3 separate regions of the Mus musculus genome follow, and regions 1 and 2 are each linked to region 3. The links are chromatin loops, found by intact Hi-C in ENCODE. Cell type or tissue: left cerebral cortex. All regions are shown on one strand. Links, peaks and the distances in the headings refer to the core of each region. The heading gives the core; the rest is flanking DNA.

Region 1 (9,983 bases), core at 1,397-9,396, 76 kb after region 3:
TTTTCTTGGCAGCATTTCACCCACTAGCCCTTTCTGCTTCCTCACCCCTAACTGCAGTGTGCTTCTGTTTCTCTCTGCTTGTGTGCTTTATTCAGGGTTTCCATGTGTCAGGTCAAGTCTTGAGGCGCGAGATAAGCGGCTACTCCTCTACCCTGCCTGGCAGAGATAATGTGCCTCTCCTGTCTCCTGCAGCTCACTGTTGAGAGCTTCCATGGAACCTGTCAGGGACCATGCATTGTCATTACTTGTGCCAGCATCTCTGTATCCCACACAGACTGTGGGTTAGGGTGTTGAGGAGAGCCCATCTCTCTCTCTCCCACAGTATATGTGCTGTAGGTAGAGAATTTACTTTAAAGTATTATGGATGAATGAACACACAGGTTTTACTTAATGAGCTTTGTTCTGCTTCACATTGCAAATCATGTTTGGGAGAAAATTGTCTGTTTTCTTAGCAACTCCAAGATAAGGCAGTATTTTCTTTTATTAAATTTCAGATTGTCACATACTACAAACCACACGAATATGAATTGCTATGGCATTTCTAAAAGTTTTTCACTAGTTCCTGCAATTATTGAACTAGTAGAAACAATGGTGAATAGTTTATTATTAAGCCAGTAGACTTGTGTGACAAGAGGAGGCATACAGTACAATGAGAGACCACTCAACAGCACACCTGCCTGTTGTATGTTCAGCTTACACCTCAGTTCACAATGCATGCAAAGCCTTGGGCTTCCGGAAGAGTTTTGTGCAGATTTAAAATGCGTGCCCCGCATCCTTGACAAAATAGCAAGATCTAAAAGAAATGAAATTGTTAGTTCCTGTATTGCTCTTTCTCAGACTCCTATGAATATCCTCATTTTTTTTTCTTTTTTACCCATAGCCGACTACTCAAGTGCTGAACCACCTTTGTCTTAAAATTGACTTTACCCACAGCTACGTAAGCATATATTGCTTTATAATAATTTAAACACTTTATTTTAAAATTTTTCTTACATATTACATATAATAAATATTATATACTAAATATATTCTCCCTGCCCTATTTCTCATCCTCGCCTTTTAGGTCCATCTCTTTGTTCCCCTAGACAATTTTACTTCATTTTCCATTTAATACATATTATAACATATAAATACATGAATATGTCTGTAAACTCTAAGAACCACAAAGGAGAAAAACCAAATATTCGTCTTTTTGCAATTGATTTAATTTGCTGTCTATGATAATATCCAGTTCCATGCATTTTCCTGGAGAAAAACCAAATATTTGTCTTTTTGCAATTGATTTAATTTGCTATCTATGATAATATCCAGTTCCATGCATTTTCCTGTAGACATTCTTCATTATTGCTGAAAATTTGCATGGCATTTATAAACCCCAGTTTTCTTATCCTTCCCTTTGTTCCTGGACGCCTAGGCTAGTACCATAACTGCTGTGCATGGAACTGCAGTAAACATGAGGTATGCAGGTGTCTCTGAGTCGGGTAAAGGCAAAGGAGGATTATAGCTCATAGATAAACTTCTAGATTTTCTTTTCCTTGTGAGAAACATTCACACTGATTTCCATGGGAGAAACATAAGTAACTGCTTTAGAAGGTTAGCAATGCCCTTATTAACATAGTGTATGATAGTCTAGTAAAGCTTAGACGTTCAGAGGAGTGGGAGAATCCCATATGTCTTTGGTTTTGGTGACATTGAAGATTGATTCAGTAAGTGTAGCAAGCAGTTTTACAGTGTTTTATAAAATTTATACCTTAAATTATCAATCATGTAAACTATTAGTATCGCTCAAGTTGGACAAAAATAAGGTAAAGATAATGTCTACAACCAGTTTCCTATGAAAATATGAAATGTATGCTAGCATATAAAGGAAACAGTAATACAACTAGAATTTAATAATTGTTCTACTGCCATTATGGGGTAAGGAAACCAGACTCTTTAGGGGGAAGTATGGAAGATGATTCTGTCAATGATCTTCATCCCCTGCCCATGTTTCAAGAAATGCCTTTGTTTCTTTTAGAACAGTCACAAGAATAGAGGAGTTGAAGCCCTTTTGTTACATAACTGTTATGATTCTTGTTCTCATACCAACCCACTTTATGTTTCCAAGACAACTTGTTCTATGAGTTCTAGGGTGTGAAGTACTTCGTTTTAACTGTCCCCATTTCCCAGATAACAACCACTAAAGAAGAACCCTGGGAAATTGCATTTTGTCTTTGAAGTTAAGTACAGTGTTGGTCTGTAAGTGGCTAGGGAGGAATGTAATTGGTGGCTTTAGAGAACACCTGAGGACTATTTAGGAATTTTCACTGGGATCTGTTATGAGTGGTTCAGCACCACAAATGGTTGCCTCCCGAAGAATAGGAAAACTGATTGATCCCTGTGGTTCTTACATGGAAAATCTGGGGGTCAATTTCTATGGCTAGTACAGTGTTATAATGATGTAAGTGTAGGCTGAGCCTCTGTTCTGCTTCAGTAAGAACTAGGTAGGTTGGTGACATCCCACAAGAACTCAGGTCTCCTGGCAGGTCTCTTGGGAATACTCCATTCTTGGTCTTTAGTTCTGTCCCTACTTTTCACTAGTGAAATGACAATTGTGGACCACCTGCGTAGCATCCAGGGTAGCACCCTGTGTGCTTGCTTACTCCCTCCTCCCTACACCCACCAATAACTGCAGCTGCCCCTCCCATCCTCCAGTTTAAATGTGGAGAGGCAAGTGGTACCAAGAGGCCACAAAATGGATCAGGCTCCCCTGAGCAGAAAGCCTGGCTCGGAGTGTCTGGCTAACTGGAAGTAGCAAAAGAGAAAAGTGTCTGCAAAGCAGGTGGCTTGCTTCACACAGCTGTTGAGCTGCCCCTCTCCTGCCATGTAACCAGGGTGCTGACATGATGTGAACGGGTGACCGGAGCCACTAGGTGGACTCATGGCACAATGAGTAATGTGATTGGTGGCCCCAGCTATGTGCCCCACATAACCTGTCTCTCCTTGTAGGGGTCTCATGGGAACCTGCCAATAGTACTTTTCATTTTATTAAAAAAACAAGCTGTGGTGGGCAGATAGAGCAGGCCAGAGTGAAAACAAGACAACACATAAAAAGTTATACAATGGGAGATAAATCAGTGTACTCTCACTGCTGCTCTAAAGGAAACAAAGACGTGTCTGTAGACATTGGCAAGGAACGCATTTACATTTTCTCATTCAACTGAGCAGCACTCTTTAGATTACAGTTGTTTGTGTCCTCATGTGTATTCCATGACACACATGTGGAGGTCAAAGAACAATTATTGGGAGTCAGTTCTCTACTTTCACTGTGTAAGTCCTAGGGTGGAACTTGGGTTTCAAGGCTTAGTGGCAAGACCTTTACTGCCAGAGCCCCCTCTTTAAATTTATTATCACTCCTAGAGAGAATGGGAACCATTTTTGTTTCGTGACAGTGCAATGAAATTGCTTCCATGTGGCAGAGAAAAATCAATTAGGAAACGTTCAGCTTAATAAATACTTTCTGTCTTAAATGTCAGCCACATAGTGTTTAAAGCTTCACGGAATGGTGCTGATTTCTAGAGCACATCAGATATTGGCTGCTAAGGAAACCTGTGTGCCTTCAATGAGTCCTGAATAGGAAAACTGACTTCTAATTGTCTGAATAAGTTTTTTTTTTTCTTTTTCTAATTTGCCCTTTACTGTTGACATTATCTGCCTTAGAACTATTTTTAGACTATGTCACAACCATCCATAATTAATTCACACTGAGCCTATAAAGACTGAAAAGGACTTAGACTATAAGAATAGGAGAAAAGAACCATCTCACAAGGGACTATAAACAACAGATTTTCAAAGGTAAGGTCAAGTCTCTACAGGGAAAATGGAAACTGGGGGGAAAATGAAAAGATCCCAATTTTATTTCTAAATACTATTTCTCTGCAGTTCTCAAGAAAACTCCCATCCCAAAAAAGCATATACTATTGTTGTGATAGAGAGGTCACATAACTGTGAGAGTGAGATGGGGAGCTCAGAGAAACTCTAAAAAAGAGCCCCCAGGACCTCCCCCCCCCAAATCTATCTGTCTACATTCAGAGCTTCTTCAGAAGATGGGAATTGTAAAAATTGACACTTCAAATCTCACATGCCCAGGTCATATTGACATATCAAGACAGCACTCTTGACAGCCTAAGCTTTGGCATGACTTGATGCATATTTCTGCACTGTTTTCTAAGACACTGATAGTGTTTAAACGGAGTCATATAACAGTACAGTCCCTCTCTTTCTCTTTGGACTGCCCATAGATACATCTTTATCATCCCCATTCTCCTTCACCAGACACCAACATGGATCCAAACACAGCTCGGTGTCGGGTTACAAAACAGTATGTGCTTACTCTGCACCTTAAAAGAATTGATCATCTGAAGGGAGAGGAAAAAAACACCAAAAATAAAATAAAATTGCCAAATACTGGGGTTCATTAGCTCAGACACCAAGAAATAAGGAAAGAATGATGGAGTGGGTAGAGAATAGGAGGTGTCTGCTCCAAAATTAAAGCTCTAAGAGTAAGGGCATGAATTACTGGTGTATAGTGATTAGTCCTTTAGCACATTGTCAATGCCTTCAGGTAATATATTCACCTTGCATCTTTAAAACCTTGCAGCAGATCTCCCTGGTGGCTGAGGTGGGAATATCCACATTGTTAAGGTGAATTCCACTTTTCCTTACCCTGCATCCAGACGAGTGGGAACAGAGTATCATTCTCATTTGCTTAGAACAAGCATTCCCATCTGCACAAATAAAGCCACTCAAACTTTGGACACTGGTTGGCACTTGAATTTGGGTTGCCAAAGATTGAGCATGTAAAAATTCAAGAGGCTCAAGTAGATTTGAAGTTTTGATAAGAATTTTTTTGATGTAAGTCCTTGCAATATAAATGTAAATATGCAAAGCCGATTCAGAGACTGCATGAGACATATTAGATATTTTTCATTGCTTCTCTGAAATTCTACTTTCATAAACCTTCCTCTCCCTTACCCTAGTTTGGGGTCTGTCCCTGATTAACTGATGCAGAAGACACTGAATCACCCATCTCCTAGCAACTGCACAGTGGTGGGAGGAAGTGGGTGCGGCCCTGTGACACCGTTCCTTTGAATCCAGCCTTGCAAGGAGACACTAAGGAAATGCTTATTGATTGTGCCTCCTCTTCCATCCTGAAGAAGAAATGAATATTAACTATATTCATTTCTAATTTTATTTATATTAACTACATTTAGAACATAAAAACAGCCTAAATGTCAAAATTGTAGCAATTATTAGCAATACAATATTTAATGATAAAGTTATATTATGATAGTGTTATTAATAATAATATTTCACAATACAATACAATAGGTAAGAAAAGATTAGCGGATAGTTTGGTCAGTGTGGCTTTGCTTTTGTTTCTCAAAAGGGATTCGTGTGGAGAAAAAGACAAGTAGGTTGACATCAAATGTGGGACTACAAGAGATTTGGAAGAACAGATGTATGTATGTGTCCATGCGCATGTGTGTGCATGTACATGTGTGTACAATTATGTAATTTTGTATGTGTGTCATTTTTAGGCTCAAACACAGGGCCATATACCTGTCAGGCAAGCTCTTCAGTAATGAGCCATTTTCTCTGCTTAAAATTTTCTTCATCAATATTTTCTAAATGTCTATAGTAAACACATTTCCTTTGAATTGGAGAAATAAGAAATAAAAACCTTTCAGTTGTGAGGTCGTTTCCTTTGTAAGAACAGCTGAAGGTGCACTTTATTTCTGTAATGCCATAGCTTGAGAATTAAACCAAGGTTTGGCTTTTTAGAATGTTTAGAGTTGAAAATAGCCAGATTCTCACAGTCACACACACACACACATTTCAGAGTCACACAGCTAAATTTACTCGCTTCCAGTACATTCCCTAAGATTTGTCTGTCACAAAGGCTCAGGTTGCTTCTTTGAGAGGCCCCATCAACTGTCTCCCGTTGGAAGTCCGGTGGGTAGCTGACCTCACTCGCCAGGGTGTGAATTCAGAACCTTTCCTATCGTTACTCACAGTTTACTCTGTGTCAAATGTATTTGAGCCTAAAGAGTATTGCAGAATTTCTTGTTCCTCTTTGCAGTATATAAAATGCTTCAGGTTTTCACCAGAGAAATGGCCTGTTTGACATTTGTGTTGTTTTCATACAGCTGACGGAAAATGTCTCGTGTCGGTTGGTTTAGACGATTTTCACAGTGTTGTGTTTTGGGACTGGAAAAAGGGAGAAAAGATAGCCACAACCAGGTAAGAATCGCAGAATGGTCAGGAAACCCTGACCATAGCTCCCCTTGGGGAAGGTCAACACTTTCCATTTTCTGCTTGGAGTTCATCTTCAAAGTCAGATGAAATTCACATAGAAACTTAACATACTAGTGAACACATACTGCTCCCTTTCACAGTGCCAAGACTGCTTTAAATGTGGGTGGTGAGAAATTAGAACATTCTAGAATGTCCTCCCAAGAAGCTCTTCATCATCTCTTTCTTTCTGTAATGCTTCCATTATCTCTATGAAAGCTTTTTTCCCCCCAGCAACAGAAAAATGTGTACCTCATCTCTTGTTTCTCTCTCTTAGCAGCTGGGAAGGATTGTCAATGTCACTGGAGTCAGAACGTCCATTTGTCATGAGGTTGTGGTCTGCTGGAAATGAAGCCCTATCGAGTGCATCTGCTGCTCAGTTTCAGAGCAGGCAAATTGTTTCCCTAATCTCCACACTCTATAAATAGGCTCTCAAGACCAACTGCGGTTTATAGCCCATCTGTCCTCCCTTACCCCAGCTTCTCTTTCTGCCTTCTCAGCACTAAGTCTGAACATGTCTCAACTCACAGCTAGCTCGGCCAAGTGCAAGGCCCGGTCAGAGGTCAGGACCACTGATAGCCACAGTCCGGGAAGTTAGCTTGTTGCCCAGGCACAGTTTCATACCCTCTCTGTGAGCTATGACCTACATTGCCAATATCCTGTCTGTGTTGCAATATCAATGTTAATGGCCTTGGACTCTAATATTTGCTTTTTGAATAAATACTGTCTACTACGGTGTTACATGGGATCAAAAGATTACAGTAATTGATTGTAATGAATGAAGATCTACAAACTGCTGGAGATGGAACAGAGTTGTGGCTGGAGTCTTGACGACTGCAGCTGACCTTAGAAAAAGAGCTGTTCTGCGATGGCTGTCAAAAGGCAATTCTTGGCAGCAGTAACACAGCTCCACCTGCCTGCTTCTCTCTCTCTCTCTCTCTCTCTCTCTCTCTCTCTCTCTCTCTCTCTCATCCCTCATTCTAGTTCTACTCCCTCTAGGGCCTGAAAACTGAATTTTAGTTTAGTATTCCTGATAAGGTATTCTCTGCATGCACATATTATCTCCAAAAAAAGCCCATGTCAGCAATGAAAACTCAAGGCCACCCCTCTGCAGCTGCGGGTGGCTCACAACCACATGTCGGAGACACTATGAGAAATACAAGGATACTTCCTACTATTAAATCTATTTTTATAGGCTGTGGAGAATATCACTTCTGTCTAATTAGCACAAAGCAAGCTAATTCCATCATGTTAGTGACAGTTTGTGTTTGAAATTGTTCCCAAGACTATGTTCATTCCAAAGACAAGAAATCTGCAGAAAGTATTGCCCTAAAAGAGCATTTCTTGTGACAGTGGCATTAATTAGTATTCTTTCCCCAGTGGAAGGTCAGGAATCAGTGAATCTCTATGGGAGAATACTAGATTTTTTAAATACTGGATAAATATGTTTATATAATATTTATGTTATTTGCACAAATATATAAATAACCAACTAGTTAAGTAAAAAATTGTAGAATGGCCCTAAGTGCTGTGTGAAGTGACCCTTTCCTGGCTTGCAGTACCTCTCTCAGCTTCTGCCAAATAATTCCTGCAGCGGGGCTATATGCCACTCCTAACTTTGCCCTGCTGAGTCTTAAGTTGTTGCCAGTGTTGCTTTGAACCACAGTGTTTCTAACCACAGCCTTGCTTCTGGCAGACAGTTGCTCTTCAACAGTGTGGTCACCAGGTTTGGGAATGTCCCCCTTGGGGGTGGGGTGCACACGCATAGTGATGACATCAAAGGCATTGCTGCTGATGCCCAGTGCCTACATGTGCCCTCTCCACTGCACTGTTGGGGTTGACCTTCATTATCCGCTCAGGGAATAAAGACATTTAGAACGATCAAATAGGGGTCTCAGAAGATCTCCACTGAGACTGAGCCACTCGATTTGGATCACTGCTAATTTCATGAATGATTTCAGCCAGCTATTTACAAATGGGATTTTTAGATGTATGTGTATCTGTCTGTCTCTGATTATAAAACTAAATTTATTTTAACTCTTAAAAAAATTATTGGTACACCTATTTTATTTTTAAGCTTTGTGGTAGCATATTAGTTTTATGTAATAGTGGGCTTCACTATAATATTTTCCTACATGTAGGTAATGTGTTTTGATTATATTCACTCCTCATTATCCTCTCCTGTTCCCCTCCAATTTGTTTCCAACTAGTCAGCTTCTGTTTTCGTGGTGTGTGTGTGTGTCTGTGTAGTGTGTGTGTATTAGAGTAATTTACAGCAGCATGGATGAGGGATTATTTAAGAAACATGGGGAATTTACCAGTGACTACCCCTACTGAAGATGTCTCTCTCTACAAGCAATCATTAGTTGCCTATAAATGCACAGAGGTAGGGCCTCTTAAGCCCCTCCTCCCTCCATGATGGAGTGCTGATGGGCCCTAATGTAGGCCTTATACAGGTAATGACAGATGCTGAAAATATAGGAGTGCCTGGAAGACAGTGTTCCCAGTACCCTTTCCTGCAGCTCTTAACACAGTTTCCTACCTTTCTTGACTTGGAGGTGTGATACATATGTCCCATATAGAGCTGAGTATTCAGCAGTCACTTATTCTCAGGATTTTGGCCAGTTATAAAGCTCTGTGATAACCTCCAAGAACAACAAAAGAAATTCTCATGACCCAAGCTGACAGTAGCGCTAAACTATGAGCATAAACATACTCAAAAGGCAATTTGACAAGAGACATCATGTCCACTTAGCAAAACAGCAGTTCCTTCCCCTTTATGGCCTATGGCTTCTCCAGCTACAGGCTTTGGAGCAGGTTTACAGTACAAGGCATGCATTCCCTCCTGTGGAGTCTGACTCACATACAGAGAGAAAGCTCTTGGTTACCTCCAAAACACTCATGCTATTATAACACCAGTGGACACATCTTACCTGGAAGTAAATGTAACTATTGCATTGATGAGCATCCTACGGTGATCTGAATCAGCAGATGACATCCATTCTCTTTGATGGCTGTGTGTGTGTCAGGGACTCCAATTTATAGTGAATACATTTTCAGTCAAAGATCAGCTTAAGATGAAATATCTTAAATAGATTGTCCATTTCTTCTATTTCTCCTGCCCAAGGTCTCACTATCTCAGAATTACATCCAATCCTATAGTGGTGTCATTAATTTTCTCTTATGGAGACTTCAGCTTCTTTTTACTTATAACTAAGCAGATAAATGTGGAAATAATTACGTAAAAGAGAACAGTCCCAAACATGTCCTCCGCCCCAGTGCTATTATTTTATAGAAGACTCTTACATGTTTTAAACATTTTTTTGGTTGCTTACTTATCCTATTAGATACCCTTAATGAAAATTAAACTAAATACATGGTTTTAATATAACTCTAACAACACTTTCATCCAAACTAGACATTATTTTTCCCTGTGTGTGTCTTACAGGGGACACAAAGACAAAATATTTGTGGTAAAGTGTAATCCACAGCATGCTGACAAGTTGGTGACAGTTGGGATTAAGCATATCAAGTTCTGGCAACAAGCAGGTACTGTTACATTTCTCATTATACACCTATGAAGGATCCTATTGCCATTATGTGGCCAGTCTCTCTGCAAACTGAAATTAAAATGTGCCTGGTTAATATAC
Region 2 (9,983 bases), core at 1,760-9,759, 340 kb after region 3:
TCTGAGTTCGAGGCTAGCCTGGTCTACAAAGTAAGTTCCAGGACAGCCAGGGCTACACAGAGAAACCCTGTCTTGGGGGGGGGGTGGAGAAGAAAAAAGAAAGAAAGGTTAACAAAAAAACCTAAATGCGCTCAGAAAGGCTACTTTCCATGAAGCAGGGGAGGAGCAGGGAGTGGTGGAGGTGGCTCCACAGCACATGCCCCTTTATTAGGGCTGTTTTTTCTTAATCTTGTATATCCATCACTGATATAATACTAGGTCTACACAAAAATTATCAAAAAATTTAAATAGGTTATGAAACAAAACAAAAACTTTGTTTTTTAAATATTGATGATGTATAGGGAATAAAAGTAATCGATCCAAAATTTTCTCTGAAATCTGAAATTATGCTTGTTTTTCTCTGCTACTTTTCTTGGGTGTGTTATCCCCTACAAGTGGTTTTGTTTGTTTGTTTGTTTAGCTAAATAGTATCGAAAGAAAGTTATCCAGGAAGACATCCATTTTTATCACAAGTGATCTAGAGAGGTCATTAATCTGCAGCAAGTACCAGGAAAAGGCAGCTGAGGAATACAGTGCTCTTTTTAATTTTTTTGCCATAGCCACACCCCGTCTACCTCAAAGAGGACCCTTTCATAATGAAAAGCTTTCCACACTAAGTATCTGATACATGTTCATCTTTTAGCTCACGTGTTCCTGTTGTGTGCTCTAATAACCCAACTCAGGTACATGAATGGGTAGTCAATACGACTACAGTAACTCCATGAACAATGATCATGCCAGTGTGCTACAAGAACCAGGTCTCAGCAGAACACCGATGGATACCATTTAGAATATACAGAAAAGCATTAAAGTGGAAGCTGCAAAGGAATACCACCATATCTAGCACTCTAAAAGGGCTCAAACTGTTTAGATGAAATTCCATTCATTGATTCATTCACTGATTTTATGTCATAATGTTGTCCATGGTGGCTGCCAACTCCTGGCTGTGTAGGATTCCCCATCTTCAGCCTCCCTACCAGCTGGGATGACTGGCATGTGGCATAGCACTTGGCTCAAGAGGTCTCAATTTACCATGCCATATCATATCTAAACCAAGATTTTACTGATACCACAAACAAACCCAGAACATAAAATACTAGTTCTTGTTCATAATGCAAATTCTAGCAAATTAGCACCTTCACTTGAAACGTTAGAAATGATTACCAGAGGGTACAAACCAGTTATTGGGGGAAAAAATACTACTTGCTAAACTAAAATAATTGACTCTAACTAGCCTAACTAGTCATCAGGAAATGTAAATTCTGCACTTGAGCTTTCCCTCTTCATCCTGGTTTAACAAAAATGGGTGAATTTCCCCAAACTAGCATTCAGAAAGCAGTGGCCAGGCAGGCAAGTAGCATTACTGAGGTGGTAGTTAAGCTAGGTAACAAAGAGCCTCTTGAAACATGCCCTACTCAAGAGCATCATGGTACCTTGTCGAAAACGTTTCGGTATATGGTGTAATATTCATCAGCAGGTCCTTCCTCTTTGCAACCCACTCTTTTGGTTTCTGTAGTTATGTATCTTTGTATGCTTTCCAAAAACTCCTTGTCATTTCTACTAACGATAGGAGGGAGAACTGCATGTGTGTTTACTTCTTGGACGGACATAAATCTTAATCTGTAAGCTTGTTCACCGGAGAAAAATTAAACCTTGACCTTCTTTTGCCATAAAGCCAAAGCTTTAGTGAGCCTGAAAGAAAACATGATAGTCAGTTAATGTGTAGGTGTAAACCTTTTAAGTCAAAAGTCAATTTAAAAATACGTATGTGTCAAAAGGAAAATTAAGAGATCTGTTATTGAGATAAATATTCCAGTCAATGACTTAAAATGTCCATTCATGCTAGACTACAGAATACAAATGAAATGTCAATTAAGAACTCCTCCCTGGGGCTGGAGAGATGGCTCAGTGGTTAAGAGCACCTACTGCTCTTCCGAAGGTCCTGAGTTCAAATCCCAGCAACCACATGGTGGCTAACAACCATCCGTAATGAGATCTGATGCCCTCTTCTGGTGCATCTGAAGACAGCTACAGTGTACTTAGATATAATAATAAATAAATCTTAAAAAAAAAGAACTCCTCCCTGCTCTCCCTCTCCCTCCCTCTCTCTCTCTCTCTCTCTCTCTCTCTCTCTCTCTCTCTCTCTCTCTCTCTCTCTCTCTCTCCTTTTCTGGCTGGAACCACGGAGGCTGTTCCAGAGAAGAAAAAGAAGGTTGCCACTGTGCCAGAAACCCGTAAGAAAAAGCGAAGGAATTTCACAGAGTTGAAGGTGAAGCGCCTGAGGAAGAAGTTTGCCCTGAAGACACTTCGAAAGGCAAGGAGGAAGCTCATCTACGAGAAGGCACAGCACTATCACAAGGAGTACAGGCAGATAGATGTACTGGACTGAGATTCGGATGGCCAGGATGGCAAGGAATCTGGGAACTTCTATGTGCCCAGAGAACCAAAACTGGCCTTTGTCATCAGAATCCGAGGTATCAATGGAGTAAGCTCAAAGGTCCGCAAGGTATTGCAGCTTCTTTGTCTTTGACAGCTCTTCAATGGCACCTTTGTTAAGCTCAAAAAGGCTTCAATTAACATGCTGGGGATTGTGGAATCGTATATTGCATGAGGCAACCCTAACCTGAAGTCAATAAACGAACTCATCTACAAGCGAGGCTACGGCAAAAATCAACAAGAAGCGGATTGCCTTGAAAGATAATTCCTAGCCGGGCAGTGGTGGTGCACGCCTTTGATTCCAGCACTTGGGAGGCAGAGGCAGGCAGATTTTTGAGTTCAAGGCCAGCCTGGTCTACAAAGTGAGTTCCAGGACAGCCCAGACAGCCAGGGCTATACAGAGAAACCCTGTCTCGGAAAAAAAAAAAAAAAAAAAAAAAAGATAATTCCTTGATTGCGCTATCTCCTGGTAAGTTTGGCATCATCTGCATGGAGGATCTAATTCATGCGATCTATACAATTGGGAAATGCTTCAAGAAAGCAAATAACTTCCTGTGGCCCTTCAAATTATCTTCCCCACGAGGTGGAATGAAGAAAAAGATAACTCACTTTGTAGAAGACGGAGATGCTGGCAACAGGGAAGACCAGATAAACAGGCTTATTAGACGGATGAACTAAGGTGTCAGCCATGGTATTTTTGTAATCTGGTCAGTTAATAAACAGTCACAGCTTGGCAAATTGGAAAAAAAAAAAAGAACTCCTCCCTGTTGGGCAGTGGTGGCACATGCCTTTAATCTCAGCACCTGGGAGGCAGAGGCAGGAGGATTTCTGAGTTCGAGGCTAGCCTGGTCTACAGAGTGAGTTCCAGGACAGCCAGAAAAACCCCCATCTTGAAAAACAAACCAAACCAAACAAACAAACAAACAAACAAAACAAAAAACCAAAGAACTCCTCCTTTAGGGCACAACAGATAATGTACTTGCGGGCAAAAGCCTGAAGACCTGAGTTAGAGACCAAAACAAAGGTGGGAAAAGAAAAACCGAACTCCACAAAGCTGTCCTCTGACCTCCACACAAGAAACCCTGCCAGAATGCTGATCAAGCATAGAAAACCCCCTTTCCTTTGGAAACCAAGCTGACTCCTCTCATGTGTATCACTTAAATGATAGCTTCTTAGGTTTCAATTCAACACTTAAAAACAAACCCACCATGTATTTCAGAACACTGGGGATAAAATCAGTCTCTAGAACATGGTAAGTAAGCTATGTACCACTGAGAAATACTCCAGCCCTCTGTTTAAAATTTTATATCACATTTTAATTATTTTAAGGTGTGTGAAATGGAAAGTAGCTGAGACTTTGCTCTCCCAAAAGGTTTCTTTTTTCATGTGAGGAATGACTGTGTATGCTTCTTGCTGATACAAACAAGGTCAAATACTTCTCTACCTCAGTGCCTGTGACATTGATCTATCAAACAATGACCATAGTTAGTTGAGTTTTGAATTGTTTTAAATTGTTGTTTAAAGACAGGCTTTGTGGCAACCCTAACTTCCTAAGTAGCTGAGAATGACCTTGAATAACTCACCTTCCTGCCTTCACTTCCCATATGACAAAAACACACCACATGCTTAAATAAACAGATCAATTCCAATAACAACAAAACTTGACTTCTAGGGCTGGAGAGATGGTCCCAGTTAAAAGCACTGGTTAATTTTTTATTGAATCTGGATTTGATTCCAGCACCTACATAGTGACTTACAACCATCTGTAACTTCAGTTCCAGCAAACTGATGGTTTCTTCTGGCTTCCACTGGCACCAGGCATGCAAGTGATACACCAGACATAAGCACAGGCAAAGCCCATGCACACACACAGAGACATACACACTCACACACACACATACACAGGCAGAAAGGGCCTTGTTGGGAAGAAGGGTTTCAGTAGGAGGAGTTAGGATGAGACAGGGTGATAGTGAAAAAGACTAAAACTCACTAAATATATGAAGCTATCAAAAAAGAAAAATTTTAAGCTACTGCTGTGGTGGGACACACCTTTTTTTTAAATTTTTTTTGGGACACATCTTTAATCTTAGCACTTGGGAGGCAGAAACAGTTGGATCTTTATGAGTTCAAGGCCAATTTGGTCTACATAGTAAAATCCAGACCAGCTAGGGCTACACAGTTAGATTCTGTGTCAAAAAACAATGTTTATTTATTTATTCTAAAGAGCTCTAATGATAGTATTGCATAGTTTTTCATGGCATGAGATTCCATTAATTATTTAATCATCCCAATTAGTTATTGAACTTTTACTACTATAAATAATGATGTGTTGAATAAGTGTTTCAGTTAACTTTATGATATATTGGCAATATAGCTATATAACCAGTTATCTAAACTAATGTATTGAGCTTCAAATACCACAGACATGAATCAGGACACCAGTCTCCATAGTGGTGCATGTCTTTAATCCCATCACTTGAGAGGGAAACAGCTGATCGTCTGTGGGTTCAAGGCCAAGTTGGTCTACATAGTGAGATCCTGGCTAGCCAAGACTACATAGTACGGTCCTGTCTCAAATAAATAAATAAACTAAAAATAAAAAAAAAATAAGGGAGACACCACAATAATTTTGATGAGTTGGATAACAAAAAGTCAAGAGGACATAATTTACAAGAGGACATAAAGTAGTCTGAGCAAAGCCATAAGCAATGTATGCTTAAAGTGCCAATTTTACAAAAACAATCACTTAGTGTCTGTGTGTGGGCACATGCTTGTCACGGTACACACATAGAGGTCAGAGGACAATTTATGGAAGCCCGTTCCTCTTCCTCCTCCATGGAGGTTCCAGCAACTGGATCAGCAGTCTTGGCAGCAAGTGCATTAGCTCTTGGAGCCATATCACTGCCCTAAAGTGTTCTCAAATATAAAATCAATTTGTTTTACTCATTAGTTCAATCACTATTGGATGTCTATTTAATATTTTACTGCTAGAGATTCAGCAATAAGTAAAATAAGGTCCTGGCTCCTTGGAGCTTAAAATTTGGTAAGACACAGATGATGTAATTGCAAATAGTCAAAGACAGGGGAAGGGCACAGTCACTGGGGCACACATCGGAGTAGTAGTGGCAGAAACCCAAGTTCCTCCTTTGGTGTCCTATTAATATCCTTTTAGGGGCTTTTATTCTGACAAAGCTATCTTTTTATGTTATGCCCTTGTTCCTACTTGAAGCAACACATTTTATTCTCTGTAGTGTTGGATATCAATTCTAGGGCCTCACACATGCTCAGATAACCTTTAACCCCAAAGTAAAATATTTGAATGATGTGGAATAACACCATCACTTTTTGCTTTTCTGTTTATGTTCACATTCGTGTGGGTACATGTGTGGAGACAGGAGGATCACGTTATATTGAGTGTGTGTGTGGGTCTTCTTAATCAGTCTACCTTTTATTTTTAAATTTTTATTGCACTTCGTTAGTTCGGGGGTAGGGAGCGCTGTGAAAGTCTGAGGGCAACTTGCTAGAGTTGGTTTTCTCCACCAATTGAATCTCAAGGTTGATCAGATCTAGAGCAGATGTAAATTTTCTTTACTGATGGAGCCATCTGGAAGCCCCATCTTATTTTAAGAAATATGTATGTCATGTGTGGGTGTAGGGTCGTCGGCCCCCATCTCTCATTGAACCTGCTGGCCAATGAGGTCCAGGGAGTCTCCTGTCTCTGCTGGCCTACCATGTCACAGACTCCACCAAGCACACCAACCTTTTTAAAAAGTGGGTGCTTGAGTTCCAACCCAGGGTTCTGCATATCGAATATTAGCTACTGTGTCATCTCCTAGCCCTACATTTTTACTTTTCAAAATGTGTAATTTGGAGGCAGCAGAGCTAGTATATTAAAATGAGGAAAGAGCAAACAGAGATTATTAGGGAGTTACGGATCCTCGTTGTAAGAAAACGGAGCACGCCTACGCTTACGGATAGGGTGAAAAGACATTGAGAGGGTGCATTAGAAAGGGCACTGGGTTTGTGAGGTGGAGAAGGGACTGAGAGAAGGCACCAGCTTTTAACAGCTTCAAGTTTCCCCGAGGGCACATGCTCCTATTTTCTCCAGGATGGACACGCTCCACATTTAAACTTATAGTCGAAAACTAAACATTCTGCAGATTTTCTTATCGTATGTTTTTTAAAACGTGAAAAGATGAAAATTCCAATACATTTAACCGTTTCATACTAGGGAGGCGCGTGACGCTCAAAAGCTTCTTCCGATCGGATGAAGGGTAGCGGAAGGGACTACCGGGAGGGGCAGAAACCTGCACTTAGAAAGACTTCGACTATACCTTAGATGTGGCTAGCTCACTACGGTGTGACAGACACCTTCAGCCCCCAAATGCCTTTCTAGCCCTTAAGCCTTCCCTCCGGGGCATTTCCAGAGAGTCCCCACCCACGCGCAAATCATAGTGCCTCATCCCCTGAGTCCTCACCTGACTCTCTCCTAACCCTCACTCCACAGCTTAGACAGTGTAATCAGGTATCCGGGAAGTGTGGAAATGCATCCTGGGACAAGTAGTTCTAACAAGAAGAAAGCAGTGTAAAACTACAATTCCCAGATAGACTTGTTTTACCTCTCTCTTATGTTTCACAAGCCCCCTTTAAAGGAAAGCCTCTCTTAATCGCATCGGCTGTATAAGAAAGCCTTTTGAGGCATTTTTTTTAGTTGAGCACATCATTTCGAGGCCATTCTGAGGTAAACCGAGAAAAGAGCGTAAAGAAACCGAGCGAACGAGCAAATCTGGCACTGCGTTAGACAGCCGCGATTCCGCTGCAGCGCGCAGGCACGTGTGTGGCCGCCTAAGGGGCGGGTCCTTCGGCCAGGAGACCCCGTCGGCCACGCTCGGATCTTCCTTTCCGATCCGCCATCGTGGGTGAGTGTATGCTCTGTGGCCGCGCTCTGGCTAGTGGCGCTACGCGTCGCTCTCACGGGTGTCGTCGGATCTAATCCGTCTCTTTTCGAATGCAGGTGGAGCCGCCGCCACGATGCAGATCTTTGTGAAGACCCTTACGGGGAAAACCATCACGCTCGAGGTACGGGCCACCTTGCCGTTGAGGAAGCCAAGGCCTGACTGAGGCCCTTAGTGTTTGAGGGCGGGTTTCTGAGTTTTGAGTTGTGAAACTTGGCTTTGAGCTGAGATTATGGTGCTTAGCAAAAACAACGTTTGGTTTTCGGTGTGGTACGGTTTAGCCTGCTTTATCCCGAGTGGCGAAATGTAGGGTAGGTGATGGGAGACGCTTTTCTCCGGGCAGACGCGTTCCTGTGCTTCCCCCGCCGTCGCTCGCCCTGGTATGGGGACTAATTTGGATTGTAGCACTCTGGGTAGTTTGCACGCGGTGTCATCTTAATTGATTACCTTTAGCTCACCTCCTCCTTGCTCGTTTTGTATAAAGCTAGCAGTTAATGACTTACTATGTAACCGTATATTAACTACATATATCAAAACTTGGCAGGTTGAACCCTCGGACACTATAGAAAATGTAAAGGCCAAGATCCAGGATAAGGAAGGCAAGTAAAGTTTGTCACTAGAAAAATGACTGGCTTGTGTGACCTAGACACGTTTGTTCTTAAGGTAGAAAACAGATTAATAAATTTAGATGCTTTTGAAAGTAAAATATTCCTGACATTAGTGTCAGGCTATCTGATTAACTGGAAACTCTGCAGGACAAATCTTTTAAAAGTTAATCTAGAACTGTTTACTGAGTCACAAAGACGATAAAATGCTCAGGCTGGGCAATGGCCCAGTCCACACTTTAATCTCAACACTAAGGAGGTAGAGGCAGCCTGGTTACAGAGAAAGTTCCAGGGCTTTTACTCTTGGAAAAAGTTGCATCTAAGTCTGTGACCACTGTTAGCAATCATTTGATTCACAACAATGGGGAATGTACCTTGTTCTATTAAGCCCAGTATTTTTTCCTCTAATAGGAATTCCTCCTGATCAGCAGAGGCTGATCTTTGCTGGTAAGCAGCTGGAAGATGGCCGGACTTTGTCTGACTACAACATTCAAAAGGTTTGTTTGAGGGAAAACATGCAGAAAAAGGGATGATATTGAATCCACTAACACTTGCTGAGCACTGTAGCTGTTCCATGATTTTAAAATATGCGATGGTTGGTTGACCCTTTTTGTAGAGAGCAGTCTCCTGTAGCTCAGGGCCAACTTGAACTGGATTCCTGAGCCTCCTTAAAATTCCTAGTGCTGGAGTGACAGGCCCAACACCACCCAACTTTTTGACAGGCTGGAGTTAGACTTGTTGATGCTACAGTGCTGCTGTTTCATCTTCCACTAACAGGAGTCCACCCTTCATCTGGTGTTGAGACTTCGGGGTGGTGCTAAGAAAAGGAAGAAGAAGTCTTACACCACTCCCAAGAAGAACAAGCATAAGAGGAAGAAGGTTAAGTTGGCTGTGCTGAAATACTATAAGGTAAGTGTGGTGTTAGCAAAACATGGGTTCCACTTGGAATAAGATCTGAGCAACTAACTTTTGGAAGTACTTTTGGAGTTGAAAGTGAACTCCCCTTTGATATTTAAGTGAGTTTATAGAATTGGAAACAGGATTTTTAATTTGGAGAACTGACTTAAACCACTAAAAATTGGTACTGTGAGATCAATAGCTTGAGTCACTTAAATCAGGTTTCAGAATATGTTTTGTGAAATCATCTTACAGTAAATTCTTGTTTTGCAGGTGGATGAAAATGGCAAAATTAGCCGACTTCGTCGAGAGTGTCCTTCTGATGAATGTGGTGCTGGAGTTTTCATGGGAAGCCACTTTGACAGGCATTACTGTGGCAAGTGTTGTCTGACTTACTGCTTCAACAAACCAGAAGACAAGTAGTTGTGTATGCGTTAATAAAAAGAAGGAACTCGTACTTAGTATTGTGCTTTATTGTACATTTAAAGAATGTTTCTTTGGCTGTGTGATGTTGTATGAGCTGCAGCTGTCAAAGCCAATATAAAACTTGGCATCATGGCATGGCATGATGGCAGGCACTAAGGTCAATTCTTTTTAAGGGGTTGTGGAATATCCTGTAGACTTGGAAGTAGAAGCTACAGGACAGTATGTCTCACAAATAAGTTGAAGGTGCCAAGTCAAAGCTGCTTGGAATATATGGGAATAATACTGTATTGGTATGTGCATAAGCTGTTGAATGTTTTCAGTGTTGATTGGTAATTTTCCCCCTATATGAGAGATACAAGCTAGGCATGGTGGTACATAGTTAATTTCAGGACCCTGTATTTAAATGAAGGGAAAATATTTACCATTTTTTTAAAAGAATTATTTATTATATATAAGTACACTGTAGCTGTCTTCAGACACTCCAGAAGAGTGTCAGATCTCATTACGGATGGTTGTGAGCCACCATGTGGTGGCTGGGATTTGAACTCAGGACCTCCAGAAGAGCAGTCAGTGAGCCATCTCTCCAGCCCATTTACCTTTTTTTTTTTTTTTTATTTTTTTGGTT
Region 3 (9,983 bases), core at 699-8,698:
AAGGCCACTGATTTGTTTGAGTTAATTTTATATCCAGCTACTTCATTGAAGCTGTTTATCAGGCTTAGGAGTTCTCTGGTGGAATTTTTAGGATCACTTATATATACTATCATATCATCTGCAAATAGTGAGATTTTTACTTCTTCCTTTCCAATTTTTATCCCTTTGACCTCCTTTTGTTGTCTAATTGTTCTGGTTAGGACTTCAAGTACTATATTGAATAGGTAGAGAGAAAGTGAGCAGCCTTGTCTAATCCCTGATTTTAGTAGGATTTCTTTGAGTTTCTCTCCATTTAGTTTGATGTTGGCTACTGGTTTGCTATAGATTGCTTTTATTATGTTTAGATATGGGTCTTGAATTCCTGATCATTCCAAGACTTTTATCATGAATGGATGTTGGATTTTGTCAAATGCTTTCTCAGCATCTAACGAGATGAATCATTTGGTTTTTGTCTTTGAGTTTTGTCTTAGTTAGGGTTTTACTGCTGTGAACAGACACCATGACCAAGGCAAGTCTTATAAAAAACAACATTTAATTGGGGCTAGCTTACAGGTTCAGAGGTTCAGTCCATTATCGTCAAGGTAGGAGCATGGCAGCATCTAGGCTGTCATGGTGCAGGCAGAGCTGAGAGTTCTACGTCTTCATCCAAAGGCTGCTAGTGGAAGACTGACTTCCAGGCAACTGGGGTGAGAGTCTTAAGCCCACACCCATAGTGACACACCTACTCCAACCAGGTCACACCTATTCCAACAAGGCCACACCTCCAAATGGTGACACTGCCTGGTCCAAGAATATACAAACCATCACAAGTTTGTTTATATAGTGGATTATGTTGATGGATTTCTGTATATTAAACCATCTTTGCATCCCTGGAATGAAGCCTACTTGATCATGATGGATGATTGTTTTGATATGTTCTTTGATTTGATTAATGAGAATTTTATTGAGTATTTTTGCATTGATATTCATAAGGGAAATTGATCTGAAGTTTTCTATCTTTGTTGGGTCTTCATGTAGTTTACGTATCAGAGCAATTGTGGCTTCATAGAATGAAATGGGTACAGTACCTTCTTTTTCTATTTTGCGGAATAGTTTGAGGAGAACTAGAATTAGGTATTCTTTGAAGGTCTGATAGAATTCTGCACTAAACCCATCTGGTCTGGGCTTTTTTTGGTTGGGAGACTATTAATGACTGCTTCTATTTCTTTGGGGGATATGGGACTGTTTAGGTCATTAATCTGATCCTGATTTAACTTTGGTACCTGGTATCTGTCTAGAAATTTGTCTATTTTTATCCAGGTTTTCCAGTTTCGTTGAGTATTGCCTTTTGTAGTAGGATCTGATGGTGTTTTGGATTTCCTCAGGTTCTGTTGTTATGTCTCCCTTTTCATTTCTGATTTTGTTAATTAGGATACTGTCCCTGTGCCCTCTAGTTATTCTGGCTAAGGGTTTATCTATCTTGTTGATTTTCTCAAAGTATCAGCTCCTGGTTTGGTTTATTTTTTGAATAGTTCTTTTTGTTTCCACTTGGTTGATTTCAGCCCTGAGTTTGATTATTTCCTGCCTTCTACTCCTCTTGGGTGAATTTGCTTCCTTTTGTTCTAGAGCTTTTAGGTATGCTGTCAAGTGGCTAGTGTATGCTCTCTCCAGTTTCTCTTTGGAGGCACTCAGAGCTATGAGTTTTCCTCTTAGGAATGCTTTCATTGTGTTCCTTAAGTTTGGGCATGTTGTGGCTTCATTTTAATTAACCTCTAAAAAGTCTTTAACTTCTTTCTTTATTTCTTCCTTGAACAAAGTATCATTGAGTAGAGTGTTGCTCAGTTTCCATGTGAATGTTGGCTTTCTATTATTTATGTTGTTATTGAAGATCAGCCGTAGCCCATGGTGATCTGATAGGATGCATAGGATAATTTCAATATTTTTGTATCTGTTGAGGCCTGTTTTGTGACCAATTATATGGTCAGTTTTGGAGGAAGTACCATGAGGTGCTGAGAAGAAGGTATATCCTTTTGTTTTAGGATTAAATGTTCTGTAGATATCTGTTAAATCCATTTGTTTCATAACTTCTGTTAGTTTCCATGTGTTTCAGTTTAGTTTCTGTTCATAACTTCTGTAAGTTTCCATGTGTTTCAGGTTAGTTTCTGTCCAGGATCTTGTCATTGATGAGAGTGCAGTGTTGAAGTCTCCTACTATTATTGTGTGAGGTGCAATATGTGCTTTGAGCTTTACTACAGTTTCTTTAATGAATGTGGATGCCTTTGCATTTGGAGCATAGATATTCAGAATTGAGAGTTCATCTTGGTAGATTTTACCTTTGATGAGTATGAACTGCCCCTTCTTGTCTTTTTTGATAACTTTGGATTGGAAGTGGATTTTATTCCATATTAGAATGGCTACTCCAGCTTGTTTCTTTGGACCATTTGCTTGGAAAATTGTTTTCCAGCCTTTCACTCTGAGATAGTGTCTGCCTTTCTCCCTGAATTTGGTTTCCTGAAAGCAGCAAAAAGTTGGGTCCTATTTTTGAGGCTAGTCTGTTAGTCTATGTCTTTTTATTTGGGAATTGAGTCCAGTGATATTAAGAGATATTAAAGAAAAGTGATTTTTACTTCCTGTTACTTTTGTTGTTAAAGTGGGATTGTATTCTTGTGGCTGTCTTCTTTTAGGTTTGTTGAAGGATTACTTTCTTGATTTTTCTAGGGTGTAGTTTCCATCCTTGTGTAGGTGTTTTCCCATTATTATCCTCTGAAGGGCTGAATTCATGGAAAGATAGTGTGTGAATTTGGTTTTGTCATGGAATACTTTGGTTTCTCCACCTATGGTAATTGAGAGTTTTGCGGGGTATAGTAGCCTGGGCTGGCATTTGTGTTCTCTTAGTGTCTGTATAACATCTGTCCAGGATCTTCTGGCTTTCATAGTCTCTGGTGAGAAGTCTGGTGTAATTCTAATAGGTCTGCCTTTATATGTTACTTGACCTTTTTCCCTTATTGCTTTTAATATTCTATCTTTATTTAGTGCATTTGTTGTTCTGATTACTATTTGTCTGGAGGAATTTCTTTTCTGGTCCAGTCTATTTGGAATTCTGTAGGCTTCTTGTATGTTCATGGGCATCTCTTTCTTTAAGTTAGGGAAGTTTTCTTCTATAATTTTGTTGAAGATATTTACTGGCCCTTTAAGTTGAAAATCTTCATTCTCATCTATACCTATTATCCATAGGTTTAGTCTTCTGTGTCCTGGATTGTGTCCTGGATTTCCTGGATGTTTTGGGTTAGGATCTTTTTGAATTTTGCATTTTCTTTGATTGTTGTGTCCGTGTTCTCTATGGAATCTTCTGCATCTGAGATTCTCTCTTACATCTCTTGTATTCTGTTGCTGATGCTTGCATCTATGGTTCCTGATTTCTTTCCTAGTGTTTGTATCTCTAGAGTTGTTTCCCTTTGGGTTTTCTTCATTGTTTCTACTTCCGTTTTTAGATCTTGGATGGTTTTGTTCAATTCCATCACATGTTTTGTTGTGTTTTCCTTTAATTCTTTAAGGAATTTTTGTGTTTCCTCTTAATGGTCTTCTACCTGTTTAGCAATGTTTTCCTGTAATTCCTTGAGGGGTTTTTGTGCTTCCTCTTTAAGGGCTTCTACCTGTTTATCAGTGTTCTCCTGTATTTCTTTAAGTGAGTTATTAATGCCCTTCTAAAAATCCTCTGCCAGCATCATGAGATATGATTTTAGATCTGAATCTTGCTTTTCGGGTGTGAGTACACTCACTGTGGTGGGTGTAATGGGTTCTTATGATGCCCAGTGGTCTTGGTTTCTGTTAGTAAGATTCTTTCATTTGCCTTTCACCATCTGGTAATTTCTAGTGCTAGACGTTCTAGCTGTCTCTGGCTTGAGCTTGTTCCTCCTGTGATTCTTTAGCCTCTGTCAGCACTCCTAGGAGACCAACTCTCTCCTGTGTCCCAGTGGTCAGAGCAAGGTCTCCTCCTGCAGGAAAGGTGCACAGAAGTCATGAGCTCAGATCCACCTCCTGATTCCTGGAGTCAGAGCCCTCCCTGGAGGCTGACTCTTCTCTGGCAGGGAAGGTTTCCAGGGGTCTGGGTCTCAGCTCTGTCTCCTGTCTGAGGATGAAGGCCCAAAGGGACCCTGTCCAGGAAGCTCTGTTGCTTCTACGGCCCACATGCTCCCCTGCGTAGTTCTCAGTGAGCCCAAGATTCTGGGTGTGCTAGGGCCTGCCTTTGTCCTTTGACCCTGTTCCTGCTAGCACAAGACCCTCTGAGTTTTTTGGAACTGATGTTGCATTCCACTCACCAGTGATCTCAAGATCCCTGGTGTGCTAGGGAACCTGCAGCATGGAGAGACCTCTGGGGACCTTTGGGCCCTCCACCAAGATCATGACCAAGATCGGTATCTTGCATTCTTGCATGAAAAATAAATGTGTTAATACAGATGATTTTTGTATGTTTGATTTTTTTTTCCATTTTAATTTTATGTGCTTTGGTGTTTGGCTGCATGTGTGTCTGTGTCAAATCTCCTGGAACTGGAGTTACAGAAAATTGTGAGCCACCATGTGGTTGCTGGGACTAACACTCTGGTCTTCTGGAAGAGCAGACTCTTAACTGCTGAGTCACCTCTCCAGACCCTGCTTTTTATTTTTATTTTTAATTTTTTGAAGCAGGGTTTCTAGGTGTACCCCTGGCTGTCCTGGAACTCACTTTGTAGGCTAGGCTGGCCTGGAACACAGAGATCCTCCTGCCTCTGCCTCCGGAGTGCTGGGATTAAAGGTGTGCGCCACCACGCTCTGCAGTACAGGTTTTGTTTTAAAACATGGAATCTTAGAAATATCAGGCAACTTCTGATTAGTACTAAATGAACTAAACTTCCTGTCTAGCTGCTGCTAGGCACTTCACTTGACTGTCATTGTTTTTCAATCCTGAAGCATAGCCCTTATCTAAATTAATCTGGATAAATAAGACAGTGAAAATAACCAAAAACTTCAGGATAAAAACTCATTAGGATGAAGAATATGCACTATTTCCTAAAGCATGTTAGAAGTTATAATTTAAATTATATAAATAAAAAATTTTGAAGCAACAAAGTAAACGATTTGTGTCAGTTTAGACACAGTGGTGTCTCTAACCAACAGTTTAGAATATGGTAGTATCTCTAACCACTGGGTACTAAAACTATTCGGGAGTGTAATATTACTTCATACTATACACAAAAGTAAATTCTAAGCCAATTAAAGTGTGAAATATTTAAGAAAACATAGATAACTAAAGAAGTATGATGTTTCCCTGGGTGATGTTAAAAAAAATGGTTGCTTCCATGTTGGGAAGGCTTTTAAAGATCAGAAGACATCATGGGGGGAAGATAGGAGAGGTCACAGGGGAAAGCCTATGAACTAGGGCAGCTGCAGGCTTTCAAAGCCTCTTCCCCACACAGACAAAAACAATCACCTAGTTCCTATTTTATAGAGTTACAATTTGTGCAGAGGCCACCAGAGGGCAGAAGCAAACCAGACCAAGAGAACAGCTACATAGCTGGGTGCATTCCACCTTTGTCTTTACTAGAAAGTTTATCAGCAAAACGCTGTCAGACTGTTGGAAAGATGTCTTTGGATAGCTGCAGTGTGGTACATTGCCTCAACATACAGAACCTTCTATAAGGTCACCTTTTATAAAATAAAGGCCCTGGAGGACTCTTTCTTTACAAGAAACATTTAAGTAAATGTATAATTACTCTCAGGCTGTGGAAAGGTCCTCTTCCATCTGTAAGGGCAGAAAGAAGTTATAATGATAATATTGGTATGCAGATATATAAATTAACATGTACTGTGGATTTGCTCTCTCAGGAGGAAAACCATATGCAAGCAAGAATAAAGGACAAAGAGTAGATATTAATGTACTCATGGAATATAAAAACAAATCCATACCTTAGACTACGTGGATAACCAACAAAAACTAGAAACAGCTTTGGCCATTACATACATGAAAATGCTAAATCTTATTGAATATGGACTTTTAAAAAATGAATATATTAAGATCTTATTACATTGTATCTGATGCTGACACGGACTCAGTGAGGGGCTGCTTCTAAGTTTTACTGTGGATGGGTAAATTTAGTCTTTCTGACCAAAAATTTGGCAGTATTTATTGATAGCTCTAGAAATGCCAATCCTCCCTAGTCCAGTAATTTCATAATGTGGAGTTTCTCCCAAGTGGCTTATGAGGACTGTGAACCAAGAACTGATTCATTGCTGAGTAACATTCCAATAGCAAAGCCAAAGTGAAGAAAACCTGAAACCAGCTACCCCCATGGTTAAGTAAAATACACAACATTCTTATGATGCTATGTGTGATCATTGTAAGTCATGACTTAGATGGCTACTTACTGATACTGGGAAATATTCAAAATGTGTTTCCCATGGGGCAGTCTAGTCTACTTGTGGCTCTGATGTTTTTACAGAGGAGTGGTTTTCATTATGGCGTTACCATGTCATTGTTCTTTGTTCTAATTCCTTCCTTCCTGCAAAGCCATCCCCACTGTGGCACCTTCTTGCCCTGCTGGCTGCCCAATTCCCTTTCCTGCTCTTATGTTACACATCAGGAAGTGCCACCACACTATTTTACTCTCCCTCCCTAACCTCTCCTCCCACTTATGACCACCTTTCCAGTCTCATGACTCATCGGTATACATATACAAATATAACATACTAAATCTAGTTCCACATATGAGAGAAAATGTGTACTTTGTCTTTCTGAGTTTATAATATACCTCTTATCCCAGCTCTTAAGCTCCATGAGCTGCCTGCCCTCCCTCCCCAGACAGATATTAAAAAGGCATTCTTACCTTTAGCAGTAGCAGTAGAGATTGGTGAGCCTGCATCAACAGTTCATCACCAACTCTGAAGAGATGTACTGGATCAAACTCTTTCCTCACCATTGCCCCCTAAATTTTTAAAATATATATTTGTTTAGAAAATATCATTAAACATTAAATTGTTGTCTCTGAGTAAAATTAGTGGATGATATCAAACTCTTCTCTTTTATACTTTGTAAGTTCTTCCAGGATAACAAGCATTGCTTACTTTTTTCCTTTCCTTGCATATGTTCATGTTCTAGTGAGTGAGTAGATACTCTCCTCAAGACTTACTTTCTCACTCTTGCCCCCAAACTATGGAGGCTCTTACTTCCAGAATTCACCACTGTTTCAAATAGTTGAATGAATGCATGCTCTCATCTCTGAAGTGGGTCTGCAGAGCAGTGCTTCTGCCCAAAGCTTTTCCATCACCATACTCTGAGAGGACCACCATCTTTCCTCTCCTGCAGGCACAAAATATTAGGATTGCCTCTGATTTTTCCTTCCATACATCCTTGCCCCTTAGAGTCATCTAATCTTGCTCTCCTGGGTGAGATGTAATTTCTTGCCCACTATGCCATTCCTGTTCATTTCAAGTACTGTAACTTGGCTTCCTATAGCTGCTCACTGGCCCCGCCTCTTGAGTATAATCTGAGTATGTTGTCACAAAAGCCTTGATTGTTGTTTCCGCACACCCTCATTTTTAGTTGCGGTTCTCAAAGCAGTGACCCAGGTTTCTCTGGTTTCTTATAGAATCCGTGTCTTTAGAAAAGTACTTCTGCTTACTCATCTACATTTGCATATGAAAGAGTAGCAGAATCTGACTGAACCTGTGCTCCAGGGTGTTGTGAGATTAAACACAGATGTAGAAGGCATTTGGAGACTGTGGGGCCTAGGTAGTGGCACCAGAGTTACACCAGCTCATACATTAGGAACTACATCAAGGAAAAATACTGGATTTCTGTATAACTATGGTGGTGTCCCTGCTGCCATCTACAAATCGTCCAAGCTTTAAGCTTGCCATCTTCCAAAAGATCTGTGCAAACAAAATGGAGAAGCCTGGGTGATTGTGTGCCTTTGTGACGTATCACTTGTATTTAGAAATATATGTCAGCAATTCTATAGTAAAAAAAGAAAAAAAAAGCAAACTATAATATTTTGGTTAAAAAGGAATTATTTTTATTGCCACTATGCTCTAACCAACTCCACCAACCAGCCTAGAAAGCATTTTGTAAAATATATGTACATACTTTAAAATGGCTAGGTGATATGTGTTATGCTAATATGAAGTTATTCCTAGCCATTTTTTCTTTATGTAGTACATTAATGTATACACACACACACACACACACACACACACACTACTCCATATCATATCACATCACATTTTCTATGTATGGTCTTATTAAGTAGTTCTGGATAGCCTGGAAGTTGCTATGTAGACCAGGCTAGCCTCCCGTGTGCAATGTTCCTCCTTCCGCTGCCTCCCAAGTGCTAAGATTACAGGCATGTGCTGTAGATGTGGCTTTCTCTTTATACTTATCTACATTTCTGAACTTTTCTGCAATCTATATTCATTTGATAAAAGACCAGTTCTATTCTGTGAACACTGGGGTCATTTAAATGCCATTAAACATTAACATTTTGAAATTTTGGAGCTTTTAAAGTTAAAAAATATCGTTGTGAGTTTTTCTTATGCTTCTAGAGTATGCAGGGGTTTTTGTGTTTCTCTAATGACACAGAGAAACAATTTATTTATGTTCAGTTCAGATAAAGTATATTCTGTAAAATTACTGAAAATACTAATAATGGAATGAATATAGAGTACTCTATTTCAGCATATATTTATTTTATTATTTCCTAGTTTTGGACACTATGTGGAAATGCCCTGACTGCAAAAAGAGGCATATTTGGCAAAACAGGAGATCTTCAGACTATCCTTTGCCTTGCATGTGCCAAAGAAGACATCACTTACTCTGGTGCTTTAAACGGTGACATCTATGTCTGGAAAGGGCTCACCTTAGTCCGCACTATTCAAGGAGCACATAGTGTGAGTATTGCTATATGGGGCTCTGAGATGATGTAATGAGGGATGATGTAATATGGATTGATGTAATGTGGATGATGTACTGAATGGGTTAAGGCCACACATCTCTCTGTTTCTGCCCTTTGCTTTACAGTTAGACTTCAAACAGTTGTATACACATACACATAAGCATACACATACACATATACATACACATACATACACATACATGAAATGATTCATGAAGATTTCTCACCTGGGGGGGGAATCCATACTAAATCCACCCTTCACCTTAACTTTAAACTAGCTGATTAGTGTTAATACCTTCAAATTCATTCACTGTTACCACTTTTAGTGCTGCAGATTGAACCCAGAGCCTCACACACTAGGCAAGACCTCTGTCATTAAGCTGCATCCCCAGACCTCATTACTCTTCCCATGAAGAAAACCTTAGACAACTCAGTGAAATAGTTTAGACACTTTAGAGTCTTCCCAGTCATCTACGGTGAAAGCCATTTGTCTTGGTTTCATTGCCAAATGACTCTTAAAATAATTAAGAGGTCAGAATTTGTCTTCATTCGTTAAATGATCTGCTGCCTCAGCAATAAGTTTCTCTCTGTCAGCATAATGTGACATAACAGCTTTTAAAAAATCAAGTAAAATAAGGGTCAAGGTATTTTAAATATGAAAAGGGAGTCATGCAATAGTACACAATGCTGACATGATGCTATTTGTAGTTTTTGGTTTGTCAAAAGTGACACCATCCTGAAAAGCTGAGATCTGCCTCAGATACCCCTATACTTGTAAATGGTATGGCACCATGCCCCTAGTCTGTGTCTCTACTTCGTTAATTTATGACTTAAGTGTGCCACCTTTGTAATGTCTTTGTTTCAGAAGACTCAGTTGTCATATAGAAATGTGATTCTGTATCTGCTTTTACTAAGGCACTCATAACTAACATTTTGGGTGGTAGCGGTAACAATGTTATCAAATTAGATGTGTTGGAATTGCTTTGCTTCCTGGTGGTGGCTGTAATTACTGCAATCCAGCTGAGATGAAGTATGTTGATCTGCTGTCAGATTTCAACAGAAAACAGCATTTGCTTTAAT

The links. Hi-C counts contacts between places; a loop is a spot of excess contacts. Peaks named below come from ENCODE experiments on the same cell type or tissue, not always from the same donor. Only the 100,000 strongest peaks of a DNase experiment are listed, where the experiment ranks them.
Region 1: it touches region 3 in a loop (2.7-fold over the local background); 2 of 42 quality-filtered maps call a loop at or near these places.
Region 2: it touches region 3 in a loop (3-fold over the local background); 12 of 42 quality-filtered maps call a loop at or near these places.

Annotation. Positions count from the first base shown.
Region 1 is chr11:29,805,613-29,815,595 of GRCm38, reverse strand. Eml6 (echinoderm microtubule associated protein like 6) reads left to right here. Exons shown (of 42, transcript NM_146016.2): 17 at 6,189-6,282; 18 at 9,782-9,882. Gm39671 (a long non-coding RNA gene) reads right to left here and starts at 6,731. Exons shown (of 4, transcript XR_872328.3): 1 at 6,586-6,731; 2 at 674-793. In left cerebral cortex, for the core only: CTCF peaks have their summits at 2,904 and 4,637; DNase peaks (open chromatin) are centred at 5,961, 6,517, 6,752, 7,452 and 4 more places; H3K27ac peaks cover 5,107 bases.
Region 2 is chr11:29,545,252-29,555,234 of GRCm38, reverse strand. It overlaps Rps27a (ribosomal protein S27A), which reads left to right and starts at 7,195. Exons shown (of 6, transcript NM_024277.2): 1 at 7,195-7,394; 2 at 7,490-7,554; 3 at 7,975-8,029; 4 at 8,447-8,532; 5 at 8,813-8,944; 6 at 9,206-9,393. The coding sequence starts at 7,507. The coding sequence ends at 9,355. Clhc1 (clathrin heavy chain linker domain containing 1) reads right to left here and starts at 7,285. Exons shown (of 12, transcript NM_028504.1): 1 at 7,095-7,285; 2 at 1,473-1,731. The coding sequence starts at 1,649. Mtif2 (mitochondrial translational initiation factor 2) reads right to left here. Exons shown (of 14, transcript NM_133767.3): 14 at 9,783-9,983. It also overlaps the pseudogene Gm12090. In left cerebral cortex, for the core only: CTCF peaks have their summits at 5,536 and 7,401; DNase peaks (open chromatin) are centred at 6,191, 6,507, 7,022 and 7,314; H3K4me3 peaks cover 2,078 bases; H3K27ac peaks cover 1,836 bases.
Region 3 is chr11:29,880,873-29,890,855 of GRCm38, reverse strand. Eml6 (echinoderm microtubule associated protein like 6) reads left to right here. Exons shown (of 42, transcript NM_146016.2): 6 at 8,713-8,898. Among named protein-coding and RNA genes, the nearest start is that of Gm22588, 36 kb to the right of the region's middle. In left cerebral cortex, for the core only: a CTCF peak has its summit at 5,497 (motif pointing right); DNase peaks (open chromatin) are centred at 5,496 and 7,658.